Linked DNA regions of Mus musculus: region 1 is linked to region 2. Evidence: chromatin contacts called from ENCODE Hi-C or POLR2A ChIA-PET data. All regions are on one chromosome and are shown on one strand. Each heading gives the region's core, a stretch centred on a gene start or an enhancer-like site at or near the end of the contact. The rest is flanking DNA. Distances are from core to core; before and after follow the strand shown. Region 1 overlaps Eml4 (echinoderm microtubule associated protein like 4). Region 2 holds the start of Eml4 (echinoderm microtubule associated protein like 4).

Evidence for each region. Hi-C counts contacts between places; a loop is a spot of excess contacts on that map. ChIA-PET counts read pairs that join two places held with the same protein, here RNA polymerase II (POLR2A).
Region 1: a loop to region 2 is called in a map of heart, with 2.3 times the contacts of the local background. The contact joins the enhancer-like site here to the promoter of Eml4 in region 2. A Hi-C loop is called at or near these places in 4 of 37 maps with a recorded cell type or tissue (heart and v-Abl transformed pro-B cells). POLR2A ChIA-PET finds 5 or more read pairs at or near these places in 1 of 5 experiments (Patski).

The regions. Positions count from the first base shown.
Region 1 is chr17:83,395,468-83,399,229 of GRCm38, reverse strand. The region is part of intron 1 of Eml4 (echinoderm microtubule associated protein like 4); the gene reads right to left. Among named protein-coding and RNA genes, the nearest start is that of Eml4, 46 kb to the right of the region's middle. Within about 2 kb of position 1,374, at least 1 of the 3 ENCODE cell types and tissues checked has a DNase peak (open chromatin) inside an H3K27ac peak, as active enhancers do; it is heart, where a contact is called at or near this core.
Region 2 is chr17:83,349,378-83,352,957 of GRCm38, reverse strand. Eml4 (echinoderm microtubule associated protein like 4) reads right to left here and starts at 2,017. Exons shown (of 23, transcript NM_001379374.1): 1 at 1,719-2,017. The coding sequence starts at 1,743.

The DNA of each region.
Region 1 (3,762 bases), core at 125-2,624, 47 kb before region 2:
TACTAATCTGAATATCTTATTTCCGAAGTAAAAATCTTCTAGAAGAAGAGTTTTTAACTAAATAATATTTTAAAACTCAGGTATTTTAAATTTGTAGTAATCAGTAATATTCATTACCTCTGTTTAACAATACAATGATAACAAAAGCAAGACTCCTTTCTGATTTTGAAAGTGAAATAATACTTTGGGTGGTTTAAATAAGGATGGTCCCCACAGGCTCATATATTTGAATACTTAGTTACCATGGGGTGACACTACTTAGGAGGTGTGGCCTTGCTGGAGGACCAGGTGCTCTCAGCTTCTTTTCCAGCACCTGCCTGCATGCTATCACACTCCCCACCATGAGCATAATTGACTAAACCTCTGAGACAGTACGGAAGCCCCTCATTCCAAGCTTTCTTTCAGAAGAGTTGTTTTGGCCATGGTTCACAGCAACAGAACACTGAGACACACTTATCTACTTTAAAAAAGACTGCTTTTCCCTTGTAAGCTATTGTCACTAAAAGTCATCTAGCATATAACACAAAAAATTGTGTTTAAGAAAATGAAAAAGGGGGATGGAGAGATGACTCAGCAGTTAGGAGCATTGGTTGCTCTTCCAGAGGTCCCCGAGTTCAATTCCCAGCAATCATGCGGTGGCTTGCAACCAATTACAATGGGATCTGATGCCCCGTCTTCTGGCACATAGGTATAATTGCAGATAGAGCATACATACATAAAACAAATAAATATCTTAATTAAAAAAAAAACATGAAAAAAGGTCATTTTACTACTGTAATCCAAGGATGGTACCTAGTTTCAAAAAAATAGTAACTATTCTATCATTAATCCAATACAAAATTTAAAATATGTGCAGATAATTCTGTTTCCATGAGGGCTTTGGTTGGACCTGACTGAGGATGAAATATACAATCTGATTTTTTAGGAGGCACTATTTTAAATTGCTGTCCACGAAAAGCTAGTGCTTTCTATTCTTTTCTCAAGGATAATAGTACATTACATAACTAACTTATGTAATATATTATTCTTGAGAAAGGATTAATATCTAATTAATATCTAAGAAGAGTATGCTTCTTAGGAGAAGAAAACCGTGTAGCACACACTTGTTATAAAGTGAGCAGTTTTAAGTACTCAGAGCACTTAGGCCAACACTTATGCCATTCTTTTCGGGCACACTTAAGAGTGCAGGGAAGAACAGGATCTTGATTAGTCCCCACCTCCAGCCTCTTTTGTTCAAGCAAGTCAAGTGTGACAGACAGGACTCTTCTACATACAGGAATCACACACTGAAGCCACTGGCAAGCTGTCTTCCGCTCTTAGCATTTCTGCCTGTTTCCTGCTGCCTTTCCGGACACTGCAAGAAAACCCCAGCTCAAAATCTCACGACATACTTGACATTCTGAGGAAATCCTCTCCATCCAGATGGCCTATCACAAAGCCCATCTAGGCTGACACAAGTAAAACATGCTTAAGACAGTCCCTCTCCTGTCCCTTTGCTCTCTGAGCTAAAAGTTTTCTGCTCATTGATAAAGTGACACAAAGAAGCTGAAGGAGAGCAAGCAAACAGGAAACAGAACTGCCTCAGGCCACAGAGACAGCTAACAGACGTGATTGCCACAGCCATGCGCTGGCTTGAGGCTGGTTGGAGGCTTGGGTGCTTCAGCTGCTCCTCATCCACAGCTTCAAATCCAAACCCAAGTTCTCCTTCTTCTGAAACTGCAACACAGTACCATTTCTATAAATACCACTTCAGAAGTACAAAAGTGATCATTTTTTTGGGTAGGAAATAAAAATAAACACTGTGCGTGCAGTGGCAGGTCACACTTCCTTCTTCCTTTTGCTTTTGTTTAAAATGAAACCCACTTGGAGCATAAAGAATAATCACTTTTCATTAATTTTAAAACCTAAATATTTAGACTATATATGATATAACCATTTCACTAATAAACATAATTAAGTCATTTTCAAAATTATTTTAAAATGTTACAAGCTATAGTAGTATCAATTAATCTATAAGATAAAACAATTCACGACTGCTTGTATACACTCATTTTAAACCATTGATGCTGACAAGTAACGTAAAGTCAGAGATATTTCAGTCTGTCTCACACCATGTAAAGCCAGGTGACAATGAATATAATGGTTTTTTTTTCATGTGAGAGGCTGTTATTACAGAGGCACCTCTGAAGGGGGGGGGGGAGTGGTGGTGAGGGGAAGAAGTGAGGAAGGGAGAAAGAGTTACAATGTATTTTTTGTGTGAGCACTTCTGAAGTCAACTAAACAACAGATTCACAAAAAAGTATTGAAGGTGGCAGAGGATTTTCTTCAATTTGTTACTTTAAAACTTTGTATTTACAAAAAACCTATACCAACCCAAAATAAACACAAGTAATATGACTGCTATAAACACATTCACACACAAAAAAATAGTTAATAAATGAACCGTAACCCAAACGGAACATGCAGAGCTGTGAAGGAGAGGAGACTACACAGGATCAATGAATCTGTAAGCTGATAGAAGTGGAATGTGGAAAACCACCTACATTTATTTCCAATAACCTTGTGGGAAAGTGGGAGCCTTTAAAAGAGTATTCTACAATAAGAATTCAGAAAGCAACTGTTCTGATTAACAACTGGTACAGATCATCAATAGGTAAGCAATGGAGAGACTAATGAGACTTAAGTGAGCTGCGGAGTGCGTCTGAGTCATCACAAATTAGGAAGCCTTCAGATTCTTAATAATGATTCCCAGGGAGCCAGAAGCAGTTGTATGTTAACTTTAACCTCCCAATTTCAGCTGGTTCTATAGTTCTTTAAACTGCATGATGACAGCCTCTTGAAGTTAAGAAGTGCTTTCTATCTAGGATTAGCAAAACCACTTCTTTCTCTTCTGCAGTATGACACAACCAACCTTTTTCTCCACATCAATTTGATAAGATAAGAGTACTAATAATTTACTTATAGATTATATTAGATTGGTAATTCTTTCTTCTCAAATAAATCTGAGTTTGGGCCAGAAAGCTAGGCTCCTACTCTTAGTTACTATGTTTGAGAACTATCTACTATCTACTTTGTTGGACATCCCTCCTGAAAGACCTATACAAACTCTTTCAAGTATATGAATACTGTATCTAAAAGTTGTTCAAGATGCCAAAGAAAAGGGCTGGTCTAGTGGCAGAGTATGGCATAGCACTAATTAGACTGATTGTGGATCAAAAGAAAAGGAGAAGTGGGCAGTGAAGGAAGAGGGGAAAGGAATGAGGGAAGGAAACCCAGGAGAAAGGAGGGAGAGCTGGAAACAGTGGCAAGAGAACAGGAGAAGAGGAAGAGAAGGAACAGAGGAAAGGGAGGAAGAGAGGGGAGGTAAGACGAGAGAAGGAAGAAGAAGGGGACAAGGTGCTGAAAGGAACTGTGACAGTTAGTTGCATGGTCATCACTGGAGACAAACCCTCTGGATGCCGGCATTTCTAAGCTGAGCTGACACAGGAAGACCCTTCTTCCCTGAGTGTAGGTGGAGCTACTTACACTCCATGGGCTGGGGTTCAGGATTAAATAAAAGGGAACAAGTAGACTTGAGTATCAACACTTCCCCCTGCTTCCTGGTTGTAGATGCAATGTGACCAGCTACTTCAAGATACTGTCATCATGCCTTTCCCACCATGACAGACCATAACGTCACATCAGGAACCCAAATAAACCCTGATTTTCACAAGCTGCTTTTGTACCAGAACCTAAAATGTTTTCATCCCCAGCAATCTGCTC
Region 2 (3,580 bases), core at 768-3,267:
CTACTGGATTAGTTACGCATAAACTTGTTTAACAAGGCATATACACTTTCAAAATTAACTTAAGTGTTTCAATTGGTGAAAAAGGCACTTTTAAAGCCCTCCAGAATTCCTCAGCACAAGCACAAGAGTAAAGATCACATTACATACAGAGATTATCACAGCCCCCCAAAGATACCCAATCTGCATGTTAGCAGACACGCAGGCCAGTCTACTAGCCAGTATGAACTGGGGAAATGAACCCAGTCACAAAACCAAAAAAGAACAAATTAAGAGTTAATGCCTGGCTAAAAGGAGGCCGAGAAGGAAGTAACTTCACTATGTAAGGAATTACAAAACATCAAAGGTTAGATAATGGACAACAGGTGTCTTTGGAGAGAAAAGAACCACAATGCATTGCTCCTATTTTAGGATTTCCATTCTCAAAGCTGTATAACAACAATGATTTTTTTTTCCCCTCAAGAAAGTCAAGACCAAAATTGTGCCTTTACTATTTAACAACTGTAAGAGCCTGATGCTCTTCTGTTTACTTTTTAACTTTACTTTAAAAAAAAAATCCATCTAATCCCAATCTTGTGTGGGCAGATTAAAATATGGCTTAGTGCCAGATGGTTTGCTGATCAGTGAACATTAACTAACTAGAGATTTATTATCACGAAATGGAAAAAGAAAAGCATCCGACTATACACGCTACTACCACATAAACTAGTCAAATATACAAATCAAACCCAGTCGCTGGTATCACATAACCGCAGTATCAGCAAAAACAGAATCGTTTCTCTCACCGTAACACTGAAATCTCTACAGTAACTGGATTCCAGTGGCCTCAAAGAATAGCCATTCCAGACACAGGTACTGGTTACCCTGGAGTTCTGTTCCTCAAGTCAGTCACAACATTTAGCACCTGTACTCTGGTTAAATGGAACACTGAGAAAACACTTCAGCCAACAGGATACCCTATCCCTTTCTCTCCATTCCACAAAGACAGCATATTCCAAAAATGGAGAATCCTTTCTTTTCCGATTGAGGCCCCCTCTTATGGGTTCATTGGGCAGGATTACTTCTCTCCAGCACGCATGGAGAGCATACTTCTGCTTTCACTCTTAAAGAGGGTCCCCCAACACAGATGCGCCTCTTCCTTCCCTGTATTGAGTAGATGATAATGCTCTCCACCACTGCAAAACGTTCAGGGAAGTGGAGGGAAGCTGTCAGTTACTGAGGGCTACTTAATAAATCTTCAAATATAAAGACTGAAAGGGGTGACTCCAATCCAGAAGTGGGACTGGGGATTCCTACTCCCTCCGGAAAGGCTGCCCCAATCTTGCCTATCATTCCGTTTAAGTGGAGAGATGTACTCTGAGGGAGAGTCTGTATTTGATGAAGGGGTGCCCTGACTTTAACGGGGTGGGGGGGTCAGAAGAAGGTGCTAAGTGTACCGGGAGGGACGTAGCAGCGGCTGGAGGGTCGTTGAGGGGAAGGAGGGCCCCCGCACTGAAGGGGGCTCTGGGAAGAAGGGAGGGTCTGGAGGCGAGGGCTGCATGGGGGGAGGGGCCGCCCGTCCCGGAGGCGGCGGCGGGGCTGCAGCCTCGCGGGGACCATGTGCCGGGAGCGGCGGCCACCCGCAGGGGCAGCCCGGGGAGCAGGGCCCGCGGCGCGCGCGCGCGCAGGAAGCCGGGGTCCCGGGTTACGTACGAGGGGCGCGAGCCCGCGGCCGGACTCACCGAGGCTGCCGGCGAAACCGTCCATCTTGCGGGGACCGCGCCGGGCTCGGGGCTCAGCGGGGCGGGCGCTTCATTCAGCGCCCCGACCGTGCGGCGGCCGCGGGACCTGACCCGCCGGTTCTCAGCGTCGCCCGGCGCGGCTTCCGACTCCCGCCGCCGCCGTCCGCCGGTCAGCCCGTCAGCCCCGAGGGTCAGTCGGTCAATCAGGTTGAGAGCCGCGCCGCCCGCCGCCTGCCCGGCCTCTCTCCCTCTCTCTCTCTCTCTCCTAAGCCGCAGCCGTGAGCGCCGCGCCGCGCCGCGCCGCGCCCCGCCCCCGCGCCCGCGCGCAGCCACGGCTCCGCCCCCGCGCACGCCGTCACGCTTCCGATCCCGCCCCACGTGACGGAACGGGGCGGGGCTTCCCGCGACACGCCCCTCCCTCTCTGCCCTGCCTCCGCAGCCGCAGAGAACTCTTGAGAGTTAGGAGGCTATTGGCTGCTCTTGTGTTCCTGGCCCGGTTTCGCCACCAGGATTCTCCAGCCCGAAACTGGGTCTGAGTGGACGGGGCTCGTGGGTGTCCTGCTGCTAGAAAGCTGACCTGCACTGTGGGATTCTTTCCCTCTGGGAAGCCCGCGGAGCACAGTTCTAGAGTTCTTTTGAAGGGAGGTAACGAGGAGGCTAACGAGTGAGAGGAAAGATTCCCCTTCTTGGGGTTCCCCTCTCCTCTAGTCAGTGAGAATTCTAGGTAGAGACAAGACTTTTTGACCAGCCTGAGGCCATGTCTGCCACAACCGCAGGTTCTAGGACAGAGCACAAGCAAACAATGTTAATGCTGGATGAAAAGAGTTCGTCTTACCCAAGTCTTATGAGGAAAGTGCACGTAAAAGACTGGCTTGGCTTACTCTCCTTTTGTTCTTCCCATCAGGGCACAAAGCCACCGGATAGCCTATCAGGAAACTATAGCACAGACTATTAGTTTTTAAATAAACCTTAGTTCTAGGCTCAAATCTATGAAGTCACCTAACTAAATTTAGGCCTTGCTTTAATTTATTTGCAAATTCAAGTGCTAGACTGTACCTGAGGCTGACCTCTGGCACACGCATGCACAAGCACAACCAAAACTCATCCCATCTTCTTCAACCCTCTAATCTTTTATTATTATTATTTTATTTTTTAAAGATTTTTTTTAAATTTATATGGGTACACTGTCACCCGGTTACAGATGGTTGTGAGTCACCATGTGGTTGCGGGGAATTGAACTCAGGACCTCTGGAAGAGCAGTCAGGGCTCTTAACCGCTGAGCTATATCTCTCCAGCTCTCAACCCTCTGATTTTATCCTCTTTCCTTACAAAGACATTTGAATAGTTTAGGTCCCTTCTAGGTCGATGTGCAGATTAGAGTAACAAAAAACTGTAAGGTGTCTCAGAGACTAAATTAGATATACCTTTTAAAGTAGCTGGGTTAGGAAAAAAATAAGAATGTCTGTTAATAGAGTTGTAGGTTACAAGGAACAAATTGAAGTAAGGAGAGAAGAAATGGGGAACAACAACTGCCATGAAAAGAATTGACAGAATTAAATGGTTGAAAGGATTGTTAAACATCCTTGAAGGATACCTCTCCCCTTTGATGCCTTTTTAAACTTCTTTCCTAAGGGCCTGGGAGTGTACCTCGGTGACCAATTGTGCTTAGTAAATAGGAGGCACTGGGTTTGATCCCCAGCTCTGGAAACAGCCAACAAACAAAATCTAACTTAAAAACTTAAGGAAACATCACAGCAAACCTAGGAGGTCAGTGTTGTAAACAGGACACAGCAAGGCTGAGAGATGACAGTCAGTAATGTGCTTCCCACAGAAGCAGGGAAAGTGTACTGATGTACACTTAC